3 separate regions of the Homo sapiens genome follow, and all the other regions are linked to region 1. Evidence: chromatin loops called from intact Hi-C (ENCODE). Cell type or tissue: ascending aorta. All regions are shown on one strand. Each heading gives the region's core, and the rest is flanking DNA. Links, peaks and the distances in the headings are about the cores only.

Evidence for each region. Hi-C counts contacts between places; a loop is a spot of excess contacts. Peaks named below come from ENCODE experiments on the same cell type or tissue, not always from the same donor. Only the 100,000 strongest peaks of a DNase experiment are listed, where the experiment ranks them.
Region 2: a loop joins it to region 1, with 2.9 times the contacts of the local background. A loop is called at or near these places in 7 of 110 quality-filtered maps.
Region 3: it touches region 1 in a loop (6-fold over the local background); 85 of 110 quality-filtered maps call a loop at or near these places.

What each region holds. Positions count from the first base shown.
Region 1 is chr21:32,255,955-32,262,446 of GRCh38, forward strand. It overlaps a transcript of MIS18A not described here. Among named protein-coding and RNA genes, the nearest start is that of MIS18A, 20 kb to the right of the region's middle. In ascending aorta, for the core only: a CTCF peak has its summit at 2,581 (motif pointing left); DNase peaks (open chromatin) are centred at 1,117 and 2,557; H3K4me3 peaks cover 355 bases; H3K27ac peaks cover 1,678 bases.
Region 2 is chr21:32,131,983-32,138,474 of GRCh38, forward strand. No RefSeq gene overlaps it. Among named protein-coding and RNA genes, the nearest start is that of LINC00159, 49 kb to the left of the region's middle. RefSeq lists enhancers at 2,172-2,673, 3,452-3,501, 4,052-4,311. In ascending aorta, for the core only: no CTCF peak of the experiment used is centred there; a DNase peak (open chromatin) is centred at 3,919; H3K4me3 peaks cover 769 bases; H3K27ac peaks cover 1,149 bases.
Region 3 is chr21:31,782,552-31,789,043 of GRCh38, forward strand. No RefSeq gene overlaps it. Among named protein-coding and RNA genes, the nearest start is that of SCAF4, 54 kb to the left of the region's middle. In ascending aorta, for the core only: a CTCF peak has its summit at 3,497 (motif pointing right); a DNase peak (open chromatin) is centred at 3,520.

The DNA of each region.
Region 1 (6,492 bases), core at 353-5,352:
CAGCCATTTCCATCTATTTTATCTCATCCCTAACTGGCTATGGATGGTAAACTCAGTTGACTTCTTTGAGGATAACCATAAATGTGTTTCACAAGCTTACTGATGTCTACTTTTAGCGAATTTCTTCAGGAAACAGAAGATTCATTATTAAACATTTTTTTGATGTCTACTATGTTGGGATTGTTCTCCCCAGAAACCTCGTGTATTGCTGCTCAAACCTAAAGAGAATTACTCTACTCTTTACTGGACAAAATCACAAAACCATTGACTGGGCCACCCCAAATTGTGCTCCCTCAGAGAGTACCACTGCCTCGAAGTCTTTTTAATCTATTTCTGCTTGATCTATCATCAAATTTCCCTGAGCTGCTGTTCAAACCTGTCCACATTTCTTTCATTTCTCTATTCCATTCCCACCCGACTCAGTTTCATCGGATGACTTGGCATCCTCCTCTCTCACTTGAGCCTCGTGGCTGTCACACTCCGGTAGCTAAGGCCACCTTTGTTCAATGGCTCTCTACCGGGAGGCATAAAAAGTACGGTGACACGTGTGCTGGTTTTCCCGGGACAATTGACATCTGTCATCCCGACTTAATTATTAGACATTCCCTGTTTCGCGAATGTGCCCTGATTTGGACAATAATTTTTATAGTCCTACTAATGATGAGAAAAACATTGAAGATGGAAGCTGTTCTCAGTGGGGACTGTCCCTTGCCCCTTTTTCGGCCTCTGTGTCTTGGCTCATGCTAATCTTTCTTGTACTCAGTGACAAAAATGATCTCTTGTTCCTGTGAGAATTCTGACTTTATTACTTCTTAATCTGCATGATCATCTAGTGCTTCTCAGACTGATGATCTGTGTATATTTTCTTTTAACCACCCATCTCAAACAGTTCAATTCAAATCCTCATTTCAGAGCTACAGAAAAATGCATGTGAATAAGACTCATTCTTACAGAGGAAAAAAAAACAGGCTAGAACGAAAGTCTGCTCATTCACAGATTGTTTTCCCCCACCCTGGCTCCCTTAACAGCCACATCAGGACTGGATTCTCCCAGGTTTTCCTTCAGAGTGGAGAGAAACACAGCAGTTGTTGCCTTGGAAACTCTGTCCAGGGGCTGGCATCACGGGACTTGGCTCGCCTGCTCTATGGCTGACATCCAAAGCTGACTCACTTAAGTTTCGACTGGTTATGGCTTCGCTAAGGGGGACATAGCGATTGAGGAGAGAGGACAGGGGAACTTGAGCAAGTGAAATGACTATAGCAAGACATCTGTCTTCTTCACAGAGAGTAACTCAAATGATGGCAAAAGGAATAACCAGTGCACTTTAATAATGAAGATTCTTGGTGAAATGTTGGCAGCCAGAGATGCTGTTAAATAAAATGTTCACGTGCCCATGTTTTAATCCAGTTCAGAATTCCATGAGCTGATTCAAGAATTTCTTCAAGACATGCACCTGGTGCCACCTACAACTGTTCATTACACAGCAGCAGCAAATGTGGGCGGCTCTTCTATTCTAAGCTTCTTTTGTGGTCTTGGTTCTCTAATGGGCAGAATATTGTCTATGTCCATCAGATTACAAATGCCTTAGATGAGCCTCTATCAGCTATCAATCGAGGTTTCCATTTCAAATCAATACCTAATTAAAATAACAAAACATTTCTGATTGCTTTTTTAGATTACTTTTAAAAGGAAACCTACGGAGCATCCTAATCCAACCCCTTCTTTCTACAGATGAGGAAACCTAGCCTGGGAGATGGACGCCAGGGATGTGAAATTGCTCCAGTTGTTGGAGGCTCCGTAGGACACACACCCCAAGGCTCCAGGACTCCCAGTGTGCTGGAACCTCACAGAACTACCACTTTGCCTCTGCATAATCACTTAATGCACGAGTATTTTTTTAATCTGTTTCAGCAAATGGAAGTCTGGCATAAAATGTAGTTGCCTGAGTTCACTTTAAAGCTTTGGACAATGTTGTCGTCTAAATAATGTGCTTTGGATGTCTTGACCCATAACAAGATAGCACTGTTCCTTAATCTTTCCAAAGGAATCTATAGCATTAATACAGATAGAGGGTTCCTGCCAAGTCTCGTGTGAGTCAGACACATTAGCAAGGTGATCAGAAATGTCCTTATTCCGGAAGACTGCCACCTCTCAGCCGGCAACTCCAAACTGAGCTGGCAAACACAGCATTAAGGACTCAGAAAGCATTGGGGGAGGGGATTTAGTAACAAATCTGAGTCATGAAAACAGAAAACGACTGAAAGAGAAAACATAATTAACTTCCAGTGTAGAATGCTAGTGCCTTGGGGAAAATCCTGTGCAAGTGTAGATGTAAGCAATTTTAGGGACGAATACCGAAAAAGCTGTTAGCAGTCTGATGGGGGCTGCATCGGGGACGGGGGGCCTTGACTATTATTTTATTTTAATTAAGAATGTTGGTTACAGGAGTGAAGGGATAAAGTCAGGTTGCAATGAGGCAACCTTCCTGTTGGACAGGGCCTCCTGCAGCTACTGAGTTTCCCACTGTGGTTGTGAACAGGCTGGACACGATGAATGTTTACATGGTGAAATGCGGCCCCTTGTGGCCTGATTGGGGAAACAAAACAAAAAGTCCGACTCACAGCCTGAGAGTGATACTAACCTACTTTACAGCATGTCAAACAGTGACACTGAAAAAATGACTACGGTACTCAGCAAAATTAGTAATCACACCAAAACGCACCAACATATAAAAGAACCATTTTATTCAAGAAAGCCGGGAAGAACTGTCCCCTAAGTCAGCTCGTGTCACACTTGAACGTGCCTGGGGACCACCTAGCATCTTGTTGCAGCAGCACAGGTTTGGTTCAGCGGGCCTGGATGAGGCGTGAGGGTCTGCATTTTATTTATTTATTTATTTATTTATTTATTTATTTATTTATTTACTTACTTACTTACTTACTTAGAGATAGGCCTGTTGCCCAGGACGGAGTGCAGTGGTAAGATAACAGCTCACTGCAGCCTCGACCTCCCAGGCTCAAGCAGTCCTCTCACTTCAGCCTCCAGGGTGGCTGGGACTGCAAGTGCACGCTACCACTGCTAACTTTTTAATTTTTTCGTAGAGTCTTGCTGGTCTTGCTATGTCGCCCAGGCCAGTCTCGAACTCCTAGACTCAAGCGATCCTCCTGCCTCGGCCTCCCAAAGTGCCAGGATTTCAGGTGGGAGCCACCGTGCCCAGCCAGGGTCTGCATTTCTGATAAGCCTCAGGCAATGCCCACCCTGAGAGTGGCCAGGGGCTCGAGGGAAGGGTTGGCCAGGTCTCCTCTGTCAGGGCCTCCTCGCTCCAAGACCGCAGGCCTCTGGAGGGCATTCTCTGCCTCGCCTTGGCCTCCCAGGGGTTACAATTCTTTCCCACACCCAAGCACTGAGAAGGCTGGGGAGCCACTTTTCTTTCGCATCTTCAAGCTCAAGGGCCTCCTTACCTCAGCTCAAGGTCATCATTTCCCCCTAAGAAAGAGTATCCTGTGAGGAGACAGCCCACTCCCTGACACCTTCCTAGCCTACTCTGGACCTTCCTACTTCAGGAAGCAACCATTCCAGGACGGCATCTGACTGTGTCTTATGGATTCCGCATTCATGAAAGCCACAGGTTTCTTTCTTGATCACTGAAAGCAGCAGGTGGTTTTCAATGCCATTGCCTCCAAGTCTCCTCTTGGGATGTGCCTGTCTGAAGGTGGCGTTAATGTGTATCTGCCGGGCTTCTCCCTTGCACCCAGACAGCGCGCACTGAGGCCCACTCCGGCATCTTGTTTCCAGTGTCAGAGTGGCATTCACACCCCACCCCACCCCCAATCCCAAGAATTCATTGTATTTGGTTATGAAGAAAATCTTTAATACAAAGTATTTTTAACCCAGTGTGGGAGGAGAAAGACAGAATAAATAGAACAGTAGAATGATCACAGATGGGTAATTACACATGTAAATGAGCTCAATTTGGTAAATTTCCTTTGAGTTCCTATTTACCTGATTAACATTTTATGCTAGCCCCACAGCACCACTGCAGTTTGGGTTACTTTCTTTTTACTCTTATATGTCAATTCTGAAATATGAAAAGCAATTTTGAATACTTTGGTGGAACCATTTTTCTCAGCTTTTTTTTTTTCAGATTTTTCCATTTACCATCATAACTGGTCTACAAAGTATGAATTGCCTCCAGTGTACAAGGTCCCACAACATGTTGGATCTCTGGAAAACACAACCCTAGTATTCCAGGAACAGTTCCCACAAAACTAGAATACAAAATCTAAGTAATAAGGTCAGACCATGCTGAAGTCATTTAAGAATAATGAAGTGGGAGAAATGACATCTGACTGAGAAATCAGCAAGGGCTTCCTGGAGGAAGTGGCACTCAAGCAAGATCTTGAAGGACAAGTAAGAACTGTATATATACAAAAGGGTCAGGTGTGAGACAGAGAGTACACAGGGCATATCCAGGGGATGTCGGCAGATCATTAGAAACTCAGGACCAGGGACCCGGGGAGACAATTGAGGGCTGTGGGAATTAGAGACACAGGAATGATCACTGAAATCCTGGCAGGGCGGAAGTAGCCAAGAGAGACTGCAGAGAGAGAAAGGAGGGCAAAGGCAGAGCCCGGGAGAAGCAGGAGGAAGGTGAACTCCGGCAAAGCAGCAGCAAGGAGGCAGGAGGCCACTGGGCAAGTCGGACGCCATCAATGCCCAAGGATGAAAGCAAACTTGTTTGTTTTTGGTTTCATAAAAATTTTCAAACAATACACAGGCCAGGTGCAGTGGCTCATGCCTATAATCCCAGCACTTTGGGAGGCCAAGGCAGGAGGATCACCTGAGGTCATAAGTTCGAGACCAGCCTGGCCAACATGGGAAACCCCATCCCTACTAAAAACACAAAAATTAGCCGGGCGTGGTGGCATATGCTTGTACTCCCAGCTACTTGGAAGGCTGAGGCAGGAGAATCACTTGAACCCAGAGGCGAAGGTTGCAGTGAGCCGAGATGGCACCACTGCACTCCAGCCTGGGCGACAGAGTGAGACGACCTAAAATAAACCATACACACTCAAAAGTGCAGATATAATGAACCCCCACCCGTGCCCATTCATAAATAATCAGCAGAGATTAAGATGAGGGCCATACTATCCCTTTTGCTGTGTGGTTACTTTACCGACATTTTACCACAAACCCCAGGCCCCATGGCATCCAGCCCCTGCATACATCATTATGCCTCGCTCAGAAATGCGGGCAATCAAGAAGAAAATGTTAAAGGGGAGAACAATTTTAAATTGTTGGAAATTTTAGGGATTTCAGACAGACAGTAACACTTTGTAGGAACTCACTGGCGGCCTTCAAGAGAGTAGTTTCAGCAAGATGCCTGGAGGACCAAAAGCCCAGAGTTGAAGTGTTGAGTGGGCAAAGTCAGTGCGGTTAAAAATAAGAGAGCAGTTCAGCGAGGTGCCTGGGCCACGGGAGGGCTCTTTGTCACCAAGATGAGACGTAAGTATGCTTGCGGGTCAAGATAAAGAATCAATAGAGTGGTTAGAGAATGAAGATGTGAGTAAACAGATGCTCGATGCAGCAACATTCATTTGTTCCATTGAAGATGGAATGAGCACGTATTACGGGGCTGCATTCTTTTTGGCCCAGGCCATGAGATGGATAAAATCCCTGCCCTCGTGGAGCTAACACTCCAATGGCAGGACAGACATTAAACCAACAAACAAATGTAAAATATAATGCCCAACAATGATAACCGCAATAAAGTAAAATAAATGACTCAAAGGAGGTGGCACACGACACAGCCAAGAAGACACACGGAGAGGTGAGAGCTTGAAAGAGAGGCCAGACAGTACCTCTGGGCAGAAGAGGGGCTGGGGGATCTGGTAGCCAGAGAATCTCAAGGGAGGGACAACTGCAGGGAAAGGAACTCATGCTGAGTTCACTGTGTTCTACAGAAGAAAAAGAGAGAAGCTCAGGATTTCTAAACCCTTCTAGACGCTAAGATTGCTAATACTATATTAACTGACGCAATGTCCCTTTATGTGTTTTACTGCTAAAAAACAAGCTCAGAGTGAGGGAAGAAGGCAGCCATGCACAGAAGGAAGGCACTAGGTCTGCTTATTAGCCAAGTGGGACTTCAGGCAATTTAAAGTCTCTGAGCCTCAGTTTCTGCATGTGTAAAATGGGTATGATGCTTCCTACGGAAGAGGGTTCTGTGAGAATGAGGTAGTAACATACATGGAGCCCCAAGCACAGTGCTCCGCACCTCCTAAATGATCGTTAAGTGCTATCTTAGAAAAGAAAAGCCATCCCTAGGGAAGCAGTTGTGACAGTCAAAAAGCAGCTGTCCTGTTTTGAGAAAAACCCTTGGAAGGCTTCCTAAGGTTTCTCCTCAAAATGGCTACATGCTCTTCTTTTTGGTTTGGAAAATGTTATGCAATCAAACACACGTTTTACTTTCTCAAAATTTCTACTGTTCTCAAG
Region 2 (6,492 bases), core at 814-5,813, 120 kb before region 1:
AAGAGTGAGAAAACAGACTCTACTTCTTGAGCTGCCAAGCACCTAGGGCCATATTGAATCTTCTATGCCTGTATTCAAGGTGAATTGTTGTTATTGACTATTACTTAGGCTGAAGAATGGGACTGACCTCTTTAAGAGTAATGCTGAGTCATCCAGTCAGCCTCAGCCCAAAGACAACACTCCAAGCTGACAGGCGATATTGAGGTCAGTGCAGACACACGGTTTTAGAGCAGAGCAAAAATCACAAGACAGGTCAACAAAGAGAAAGACTGGAGGTGTAAGGACTGCCCTGAAGAGGCACCTGAGAACCTTTCACGGGTGAGAACCACAAAGAGAAATTGAGGCGGCTGGGAGGAGTGGGGAGGGATGAGGGTTGGGCAAGTACCTACCATGTACCAGGTGCATGTCACGAAGGCCTCACACAACCCATCATCATCCTCGTTGCAAATCCTCACACTATGCTAGTGCCAGGGCTGTTGTGCTAATCACTTTATGCAAATGACTTAGTTAATATCAGCAACAATTCTGAGATAGGTGTCACTGTGTCTCCCATCTCACAAATAAAAGAAAACTAAGTCCCAGAGAGGTTAAGTAACTATCCCGAAGTCACACAGCTAGTAGCCAATGGAGTTAGGTTGGGCCATTGTACAGAGGAGAAAAATGAGGCTCAGAGAGATTAAATAACTTGCCAAAGAACACAGAATTGAACTAAGAGTCATGCCTAAATCTTTCTGACTCCCAAAAACGGGGCTCTTTCCTTAAGTGCACTGTGTTGCCTCTGAAGTATTTGCATCATGAGAAAGATTATTCCAGACCCTTCCAGAAAGAGAAGACTGGCTGCCATGGAAGAGGCAGACCCAGTCACCCAGACCTTCTTCATGAAGCAAATTTAACATGAAATTAAAAGTGGGCATTTAAGAATACACTTAAGCTATGAATACACTGTATGCTGCACCCCTAATAATACAAGTGAAGTCAGAAAAGGCAGTGTGTGCCTGGTGCTTACATTTCTTTTCTTTTCTTTCTATTTTGATGTTTAATTTCTTGGCAGTAAGGAGAATTAACTACTTCCTGTCTTAAACAAATGGGGACATATTTATGGGAAGCTGTGTGTAAACACAGGTAGGGTTTCACTGGGAAAGCCTTTGCAGTTTGATTCTCCTGTCACCCCTAAGCTCCCAGCTGGACAGTCTAGTCTAAAAACGGCACTGCTCACGCCTGTAATCCCAGCACTTTGGGAGGCCATGGTGGGCAGATCAGTTGATGCCAGGAGTTCAAGACCAGCCTGGCCAACTTGGCGAAACCCTGTCTCTACTAAAAATACAAAAATTAGTGGGACGTGGTGGTGGGTGCCTGTAATCCCAGCTACTTGGGAGGCTGAGGCATGAGAATCGCTTGAACCCAGGAGGTGGAGGTTGCAGTGAGCCAAGATCACGCCACTGCACTCCAGCGTGGACAACAGAGTAAGACTCTGTCAAAAACAAACAAACAAACAAACAAACAAACAGACAAACATCTCCGACTTCCCTAATGCCCAAGACAGAAGGAAGGGGCCAGTCTAGAAATCCCTACTCAGAGTCGGTCCAGCCTGCAGGCAGCGAGAGGATTTCCCCTGGATCCTGAGCCTATCTGTGCCTTCCTTGAGGCAGCGTTGGTGGGTTCTAGACGGAGAAGAGGGAACGAGGAATTTAGTGGGAAAACCACCGCTCTGGAAGGTGCCCTTGGGAAGGCAGCTCGGACCCTAATCAGACCTAACAAATTCCTGAGTAGAAAAAGAAGAGACGTTGGCATGGGGTCTTTCCAGTCTGTGCTTGGAGAAACGCCCACTTGGGTTTTGGCCATCTGCCTATTATGTTCTAGAAAATTCCACAGGACCCTGAGGGATGAGGCCATTCTGGGAGGGAGCTGAAAAGCAGGATGTGACAGCAGAGATAAGGGATCCTGGCAGGGATCTCCTGCAGACAGAGGGGTGCAGAGCCACCCTCCCTGGGAAGAGAGCTCGGGCTTCCCACCTTCAGACTGGGCCTCAGCTCATGACCCATTCCAAAGATGGAAAAACTTAACTGATTACCATTTTCATGAAACATCTTTGATTTTTCATTGTCTTAGTGAGCCTGGGTTGTAGTGAAGCTTGCAGTTGAGACAAGGATGGAGAACGAGCACTAGGGAGAAGGTGGCAGGGCTGTGTTAAAAATATCTGAATGGCCGGGCGCAGTGGTTCACGATCTGTAATCCCAGCACTTTGGGAGGTCGAGGCAGGTGGATCACCTGAGATCAGGAGTTCAAGACCAGTCTGACCAACAAGGTAAAACCCCGCCTCTACTAAAAATACAAAAATTAGCCAGGCATGGTGGTGTGCACCTGTAATCCCAGCTACTCAGGAGGCTGAGGCAGGACAGTAGCGTGAACCCGGGAGGCGGAGGTTGCAGTGAGCTGAGATTGCGCCACTGCACTCCAGCCTGGGCGACAGAGCGAGACTCCATCTCAAAACAAGCAAAAACAAACAAACAAACAAAACATTCTGTGAGTGCAGGGGACCTTGCCACGCAACAGGAGATGCTGGTTTGTGGGCCAGTGTCTCTATTAGCATTTCCCTGGAGTCTCCCTTTCCACCTGCCACCATGGCCCCCAGGACATGCGGGATCCCTGGGGACAGTGGGCAGCAGCCACAAATCCTCCCAGGGCTCCTCCTCGCTTAGCTCCCTCCTGCCCTCCGAGCCTCTTCCTTCCCTCCCCATCCCCTCTCTGAGCCGGCATTTCTTCCATCTGCCCAGTCCCTGTCTACACATTATTCCTCTTTTGTGATCTCAATGTAATGGAGTGAAATTATCACATAAACACAGGAAGAGTCTCTGGGCCTCTTCTCCTCTCCCCACCTCCTCTCCAGCATCCATCTCCCTCTGGCATTGTCTGTGTGGGCTGTTGGCCACATCTCACTCCCCGCTCCCTGCAGGCACAAACCCAAAAGCCTCACACATTTCAGGCCTCAGAGGGAGGGAGCAGGCCATGGCACATCTGTCCGAGACCTCCCCCTGCCTTTCGTTTTGGGACTGTTCAGACCAACCCACTTTTTTCTTTTCCCCAGTGCCCAAGGGTCTCACCACTTAAAATCACACTCAGATTTCCACGGCAAGTTGAAGCTTTGGCACCTCAGGTGTCCACTGAAATCTCAAACACCCCACAGTCACCCCCAGAGGATTAAGTAGCTTCGAGCTCAAACTTGGAGGATTTCTGGAGAAATGGGGTTCCAGCAGGTACTGGATTCAGTTCAGTCTAACTTCCCCGGAATCATTTCATCCCTCTAGAAAAGACTTGGGGTTCCCAAAGTGTAACCTGGCCCTCTGGAGAGGGCGTGAGGGAGTGAGGTGCTTGTAATGGCCCAAACACTGCTGCTGGACTTGAACTTGATCATCATCAAACAGTTTACTGCTAGGATTCTGATTTTCAAGGAGCTAGGAGTGACTCACTTCATTAAAAGCAAGCACACACTATGTACCCCAGCTTGCTCCGGTTTCTACATGACCCCAGCATTTCCCCAGTGCCTGCAGGAGTACCTGGCACATAGGGGGCTTCCCAAAACGTTTGTTGATTGAAGAAATGACCTCACCCTCTCAAGAGGCTGCCAGCCTCCCGCAGCCCGCAGGAAAGGAATCTGGAAGCTCCCTGCAGAGGGGAAGTTGTCTGATGGTCATCTTTTAGTTTGTTTTCTCTAAGCCTTCACAGTGGGTACTGACTACATTCACCGTTCATATTTTACAGAGAAAAATATTCATCACTTCCCTCTCAGAAAATCAAACGCTGCTTTGCATGTTGGAGAAGAAGCACGATCTAAAAATCCCCACTGGGTAGAGCCAGGCAGAGTGATTCATACCCTCTATTCAGAGGCAAGAATGACATATGTCGTGCACATGTGCCCAGCGCCGACCAAGCGGCCAAGCTGGATTCTCAGAGCAGCCCACTCAGAAGAACATTCCTTATTTTTACCCTTTGCCAAAAACAGAAACTCACACCAATGCTCCCTCATAAATAGCCTTGCCATTTCAGAAGGCTGCTTCGAAGTACAAGATGCTCAGTGGAACTGAGACCACGGAAGCACGACTGTGGTTTATAGAAACTGAATTAGACTCATTATCTAAGAATGAAAGCATTCAGCTTCTAAATATACAGTAGCATTTATTTCTGGCCCACCCTCCGTGTTTGTGTACTTTTTATTTTTTTTTTTAGAAACCTATACCTTTTTAAAGACACTCTCTACAGCACTTGCCACAAAGGACCAGTTTCTAAGTGTGGTTTAAAATAGCTGGTGGCCTCTGGTGCAGTAAAAGGGAAAATCGGAGGAGGGCAGCACCTGAGAAGTGCAGAGACACAGGTGTGTGGTGATCCAGAGGTCTGGGGGAGGATTTTTGTTACTTTGAAAAGCAGATGGAGACTCCACAGCTGTAAGAAGAGCAAGAAGAACAAGTTCTTGCAAGGAACATACTTGGTAAATATAATGATGCTTTATATCAGCACGATTGTCCCAAGACACAGGAAAAATGACAACAAAACCATTCCAATGGCTCCTTTGGGAAGAAGTAACTATGACGCATCACCCTCTTTTGATTTATAATTGGGGAAACTGAGGCTAACTGAGATGAAGCATTGTTCCCAACGTTGTGCAGTAGATGCGAGCCCTAGGTTCTGGCTGTTTTCCACTGATTCGTCAGCCATGAATTTCAACAGTTGGGTGAGATCTGGCTCTCATCCAAACCCTGTGCCAGCAGAAATGATCTTTGTTTGCGGGCAAAGAAGGCAAGAGTAGGAAGGGGACAATGATGGTGTCTGCCTTGACCCCGGTGGGAAGCATCACTGGGTTGTTTCTCCTCCGTGATTACTCACAGCCTAACTGCAATCCATTCTCTCCTGTTTTGCAGAGGTTCTCATCCTGAGTTTCCCCAAACAGCTCCTATTGGACCAAGTCTAGTCTTACAATCCCGTGGTGGGGAGAAATGGCCCCCCAGAGATATGCCCACATCCTAATCCCTAGAACTTGTGGATATGGCCTTATTTGGATAAAAGGTCTTTGCAGATGTAATTAAGTTAAAGATTTTAATGAGGAAATCATCCTGGGTTATCTGGGTGGGTCCTGAATGCAACACAATGTCCTTACAAGGCACTTATACAGGGAGGGAGATTTGACACAAAATAAGAGGAAAAGGTGATTTGAAGATGGAGGTAGAGATTGGAGTGATGCGGCCACAACCCAAGGGAAGCCAGCAGCCCCTAAGGAGCTGGGAGAGGCAGGGAACAGATTATCCCCTAAAGACCCTGTAGGGAGTGTGGCCCTGACAACACCTTGACTTCAGATTTCTGGCCTCCAAAACCGTCAGAGAATAAATATCTCTTGTTTAAGCCACACAGCATGAGGTAATTTGTCACGGGAGCCACAGGAAACTAACATAGACTACATCCTGTCTAGAATTCTGTTAGATTTGCCTAAGGGCTAAATTGCAACTCCCAAAATCTGATACAATGGAGGCTTGCTTTCCTGTTTTGTCATTCTCTCAACAGTTACTTAGGAGTGCTTACTAGGCACTAACAGTGAGCTAGGTGCTGGGATAATGATGGGCAAATAGACACAAACCCTGATTTCATGCAGCTTACAGCAGGGGAAATAGTCAGGAAGCAAATACCAACACCAACTGCATTATAATCTGTAATAAAGGCTGAGAAGGCAGAGTGCAGGTGGTGTGACAGGTGATGGCAGGTAATGGCCTCATGTGAAGAGGAAGAGAGTGAGCTTGAGACTGAGCCCTGAGGTCTAATAGGAAAAGGGGCTTTCCAGTTAGAGAAAACAGCCCGTAGGGAGACCCCCAAAGCAGGAAGGATGTGGAAGCTTTCAAGGATCGACTACAGGCAGAAAGCAAGGAAGGGAATTTTAATCTCTGTCCTTAGGACATGGGGAAGCCAAGTGTTTTATGCAGAGGGGTGGCCCAATGAGATGAAAGTTTCCAGCAGCTCAGTCCGGCTGTGAAGGAGATGGGAGTGGGCCAAGACCAGTGAGGAGACTCTTGAGAAGCCCAAGCAAGAGATGGTGGTGGTTTTGATACGGGAGGGGGGCAGGGAAGTGCTGGGTAGAGAAGGGCAGGGCTCCTGGTGAGGGCTCCACCCTCGGTCTTGTGCCCATGGACCTAAGTGATAACCAGCACTCCTGTTTCCACGCCCAAATGTTGCATTGTCCAAGACTACTCCTAACCACTTCACCCCCGATCCTGTGCCCATAAAAACCCTGAGACCCTAGCGGGCACAGACACAAGCAGCTGGACGTTGAGAGAAGCAGAAGATCACGCAACGGACACCAGCAGACACTGGCAGGCCACTGACAGCAGGACAACATGGAATTCAGTCAGGGGCAGTCAGAGGAGAGTCCGGCTGCTGAGCGGCCCACTCCAGGGAAAGACCACCTTTCCACCCCAACCCCCTTCTGGATCCCCATCCATCTGCTGAGAGCTA
Region 3 (6,492 bases), core at 561-5,560, 470 kb before region 1:
CAACCTGTTAGTGTTCCCCCTCCACTCAGAGAATCAGTGACTTTAGAATGTTGGGGAAAAAGGCCAGGTGCGGTAGCTCACGTCTGTAATCCCAGCACTTTGGGAGGCCAAGGCAGGCAGATCACCCGAGGTCAGGAGTTCGAGACCAGCCTGGCCAACATGGTGAAACCCTGTCTCTACCAAAAATACAAAAAATTAGCCAGCATGGCAGTGGGTACTTGTAATCTCAGCTACTCGGGAGGCTGAGGCAGGAGAATCACTTGAACCTGGGAGGCGGAGGTTACAGTGAGCAGAGATTGTGTCATTGCACTCTAGCCTGGACAACAAGAGTGAAACTCTGTCTCAAAAAAAAAAAAAAAAGAATATTGGGGAAAAAATCCACGCAAAATATGACTACAAATGAGTTATCCATCAACATCACCAGTGTCGAATCAGACTTCTTACTTTAGGAATATCCCTGACTTATTTTGTGTGCTCTTCCCTCCAGTTATCATCAAATATTTATCGAGCATCTACTCTACCAAATGCAGAGGAAATCATGAGAAATAACAGCAGCCCACTAGGACCACTTCCCCTGAACCTTTTTTTCTCCCCTCTCCATCACTCCCCTCTTCCTTGTGTGAAAACATAATTTGTGAATACATAGAATGTTCTAAGCCTGTTCCTAAATGCATGTTTTGCTTATTTGGGGGAGGCAGCAGCAATTACTAGGCAGTTGAATCAATTATGATAATGATTTGAAATGACTATTTTAACTAATACATGGTCTTGGGGAAGTGCTATATTCACCTTTTAAAAAGTGAATCCACTGTAGTCTTGGAAAAATTAACCAAGTCTGTACATGCCAATGGCAGTCTCTTGGAAAATCTGCAAGGCAAATAACCCACATGTTTGGGACCCGCTCACCTTCAGACATCCTCTTCCTGACCCAGATGTGTCTGCCTTCTGGTAAGCCCCTCCAACTGTAAAATCCCCTCCACCCCCACCCCCGAAACTATCCTTCTTCAGAGGCTTCTCCTCCAGTGCCATGTCTCCCTTTCCATCTTCAATGAAAACTCCTATGTATTTGCAGTAATGTTTGATTAAGGTCATTTATACACATGTGTGAATGACTGATAGTCTTAACTCACCAGGTTATACTTTTTCTTTGAAAGAGAACTTTAACGAAACTCTAATTCGGAAAAAGCTATTAGCAAAATATTTTAGAGCAAGGTATTGGGAGCCTCTCTTTATGAGCCGTATTACCTTGGGCAAGTGACATAACCTCTCTGTGCTTCATTTTCTTACGTGTAAATGGGGATTGTAAAACTCATAAGATTGCTGTCAGGATTAAATTAATGTATGTAAAGCACTTAGAATAGAGCTCGGCACAGAGAAATGCTACATATATATTAGCTATTACTGCCACTGCCACCACCACCATCACCACCACCACCACCACCATCACCATCATCATCATAATCACAGCCACCACCACCATCATCACCACCACCACCACCACCATCACCATCACCACCATCACCGCCACCACCATCACCATCATCATCATAATCACAGCCACCACCACCATCATCATCACCACCACCACCACCACCATCACCACCATCACCATCACCACCATCACCGCCACCACCATCACCATCATCATCATAATCACAGCCACCACCACCATCATCATCACCACCACCACCACCACCATCACCACCATCACCATCACCACCATCACCGCCACCACCATCACCACCGTCATCACCACCACCATCATCACCATCATCACCATTATCACCATCACCACCACCACCACCATCACCATCATTAGCAGCTATTTAATCACCACCACCACCACCACCATCACCGCCACCACCATCACCACCATCATCACCACCACCATCAACACCATCATCACCATTATCAACAACAACAACAATAACAACAACAACAACCATAGCAACAATTACATCACCACAACAACCACCACCAACACCAACATCACCACACCACCAACAACCACCACCACCACCACCATCACCACCACCACCATCAACAACCACCACTACCATCACCACCACCACCATCATCAACACCACACACCACCACCACCACCACCACCAACCACCACCACCACCACCACCACCACCACAACAAACACCACCAACAACAACAACAACAACNNNNNNNNNNNNNNNNNNNNACCACCACCACCACCACCACCACCACCACCACCACCACCACCACCACCACCACCATCACCACCACCACCACCACCACCACCACCACCACCACCACCACCACCACCACCACCACCACCACCACCACCACCACCACCACCACCACAACCACCACCACCACCACCACCACCACCACCACCACCACCACCACCACCACCACCACCACCACCACCACCACCACCACCACCACCACCACCACCACCACCACCACCACCACCACCACCACCACCACCACCAACACCACCACCACCACCACCACCACCACCACCACAACAACAACACCACACNNNNNNNNNNATCACCACCACCATCACCACCACCATCACCACCACCATCACCACCACCATCACCACCACCACCATCACCACCATCACCACCACCGCCATCATCATCACCACCACCACCACCACCATCACCACCATCACCACCACCACCACCACCACCATCACCACCACCATCATCACCATCACCACCACCACTGTCATCACCACCACCACCATCACCACCATCACCACCACCATCACCATCACCACCACCACCACCACCATCACCATCACCACCACCACCATCATCATCACTGACTACTACCATCACCACCACCACCACCATCATCACCACCACCATCATCATCACCATCCCTGCCACCACCATTATCACCCACCAACTACCACCACCACCACCACCACCACTACCACCACCACTACCACCACTGTATTAGTCCATTCTCATGCTGCTAATTAAGACATACCCGAGACTGGGCAATTTACAAAGGAAAGAGGTTTAATCGATTCATAGTACAGCATGGCTGGGGAGGCCTCAGGAAACTTACAATCATGGTGGAGGGGAAGCAAACACATCCTTCTTCACATGGTGGCAGGAAGAATTGCCGAGCAAAGGGGGAAAAGCCCCTTATAAAACCATCAGATCTCGTGAAAATTCACTCATTATCACGAGAACAGCAGCATGGGGGTGACTGCCCCCATGATTCAATTACCTCCCACCAGGTCCCTCCCACGACATATGGGGATTATGGGAACTACAATTCAAGATGAGATTTCGGTTGGGACACAAATCCAAATTGTACTAACCACTATCATCACCCCCCACTACCACCACCACCACCACCACCATCATCATCATTACCATCATCACCACCACTACCACCATCATCGTCAAAGCTTCTTTTCTCCATTACTTCAGAAGGTCTTGGGGCAGCGGCTTTATTTTCCCCTTTCCTTCGGTAAATTCAGTCTTGTGTGTCTGCTGCTTATTAACATCTCCACCAGGGGGCAGGCTGTGGAAGAAAAAGGTTCAATGCAAGACTTTACTCTGTCCTTGAATTTCGGAGCTGCCAGTGTATGAATTCTTCCAGACTCTCCCTGACAGAAACCATCTTTATATATCTGCTAAGCAGTTCTATTTTTTAATTTCTCTATCACAAAGAGTTCCTCTTGTTCCGTGAAATATGTATGGTTTTGAATATTTGAACCCGATGTTTTCCTCTTTGCTCTAACTTCTGAAATGTTTTGCCAAATGTGGGAAAGTGGAGCTTGATATGAGTCAATTGCATTTTTTTTCCTGCCAAAAAGTGATTTCAATTTTCAGCTGCAGACATAGGCAAAAGGTGTCTAGGATAAGAGAGTTTACACTTCTGGGCCAGCAAACATGGTGGCATGCAGGCCACACTTCCCTCCTCTGTGCTCACAGATGGCATGGTTGATAGATGATGGCAATCTTCCTCACTGAGTCCAAAGGCAGTTCTAGATACTTTCTCAACACACCACTTCAGTCAGCTTCTAGCGATCAATGGCACTTGAGATAAAACCAACTTGGCATTTCTGAGATGTTCTACGTCACACTCCTTCCATCACTCTCCATTTGAAGCATAGTGTTTGGGTCAGGGCATTCTATTTTCAGAAGAATATTTGTGCAGTGATGCTTAATGAGGGCAGCTCTCCTCCCAGGGTGTGCAAATCTGTGGCCATTTCTTAGTAATCACAGCCAGTGGGGACACATCTGGCACATGGTAGGTGGGAGCCAGGATTGCTTATTCACCCTGTGAGGTGTGAGGTTTTCCCTCATGATGAAAACTTCTCTCCCAGCCTGTGCTAGTTTTGAGTATCTTGTTGGTCATGTATATAGGTGAAAAACCTGTTGATAATAATCTAATGCCAGACCTGAACTCTATTTTGTATCTAACACACATTATTTTCCTGTGCTTTTAATACACACAGAATTTCCCAGTTGTATAACTATCACATAAATTGAAATCTATCCCTCTGTTTTGCAGAAACTTCCCCAAGAGTTGCTTACCATTTCTGAAAATTGCCTCACCAATGACAGCGCTGCCCCTGGGATCTGAGTTGCCAAAGCAGCACACTGGGTTCAGCATGCACGGGTAGTGGTCCTGTTCACAGGGATTTTACATGCAAGGCACGCATCTGACTTCTTACTGACGTCTTCTATTGTAGTCACATTGTCATGGATGTGTGGTGGTCATGCTATTTATGGATTCTATTTCAGACAACAATAAAATAGGTGGTTCCAATATTTGGTCTAGAAAGAGAGTCCACTAGGCTGGGTGTGGTGGCTCACGCCTGTAATCCCAGCACTTTTCAAGGCTGAGGTGGGTGGATCACCTGAGGTCAGGAGTTCGAGACCAGCTTGGCCAACATGGTGAAACCCCGTCTCTACTAAAAATACAGAAAATTAGCCAGATGTGGTGGCAGGTGCCTGTAATCCCTGCTCCTCAGGAGGCAGAGGCAGGAGAATCGCTTGAACCTGGGAGGCAGAGGTTGCAGTGAGCTGAGATTGCGCCATTGCACTCCAGCCTGGGCAACAAGAGTGCAACTCTGTCTCAAGAAAAAAAAAAAAAAAGAGAAAGAGAGTCCACTAGATAGAGACAAAGGGTTGCTTTTCTTATCTCTGTTGAAGAAGGGGGTGCAGGCATTATATGCTGGCCTTCGTGTAAAATGCTAAGCTGGGGGGTGGATGTGCATGAGTGAATGTGTGTGTTTAGTGTTTTACTTTTTTTTTTTTTTTTTTGAGACAGAGTCTTTCTCTGTTGCCCAGGCTGGAGTGCAGTGATGCAATCCCAGCTCACTGCAACCTCTGCCTCCCAGGTGCAAGTGATTCTCGTGCCTCAGCTTCCTGAGTAGCTAGAATTACAGGCACGTGTCACCACGCCCGGCTAATTTTTTTTGTATGTTTAGTACAGATGGGGGTTTCGCCATGTTGGCCAGGCTGATCTCAAATTCCTGACCTCAAGTGATCTGTTGGCCTCGGCCTCCCAAAGTGCTGGTATTACAGGCATGAGCCACCATGCCCGGCCCTAGCGTTTTTTTTTTTTTTTTTTTAATAGTGGTAACTGACTTAGGCTGACCCACTTCCACTCTTTCCAGATCCAAAAAATGCCAGAAGCACAGATTTTGGGGAGACACATCATTTGGAAGAGGCATTGCCCTGGTTCATAATGGGCCATGTAAGATTCACTGATCTATGTGGGATCCAAGAAACCAATGGCCGATCGTTTCTATCATGCTCTAAGAATTTTGGGTCTTCAAATCACTTTTAAGTTTATGACCTCTAAGAATAGATTTAGAAATGACATCTTATGGCCGAGTATGGTAGTTCATGCCTGTAATCACAGCACTTTGGAAGTCTGAGGTAGGGGGGACCTCTTGAAGCCGGGAGTTCAAGACCAGCTTGGGAAACATAGCAAGACCCCATCTCTAAAATTAAAAAAAAACAACTCACTGAACATGGTGGCACATGCCTGTAGTCCCAGCTACTTTGGAGGCTGAGACAAGAGGGAGGCTAAGGCAGGGGGACTGTTTGAGTCCAGGAGTTCAAGGCTACAGTGAACTATGATTGCAGCACTGCACCCTTAAGGGTATCAAAAAACAAGTCATCCCTTACGGTATCAAAAATCTGGAAACAGCATTCTTTTTTGATACAGCAACCTCCTAGGTATTTATTCTGAAAAAAATATTGGGAAAATGTGCAAAGATGGATAAACAGTTTGCATTATCAGTAAAGAAACAGGAAGAAAAATCTAGCTGTTGAGCAATAGAGCACCGATTAAGTGAATTAGTTACATTTATCTATCTATCTATCTATCTATCTATCTATCTATCTATCTATTTATTTATTTGAGATGGAATCTCACTTGGTCACCCAGGCTAGAGTGCAGTGGCGCGATCTTGGCTCACTGCAAGCTCCTCCTCCCAGGTTCACGCCATTCTCCTGCCTCAGTCTCCCAAGT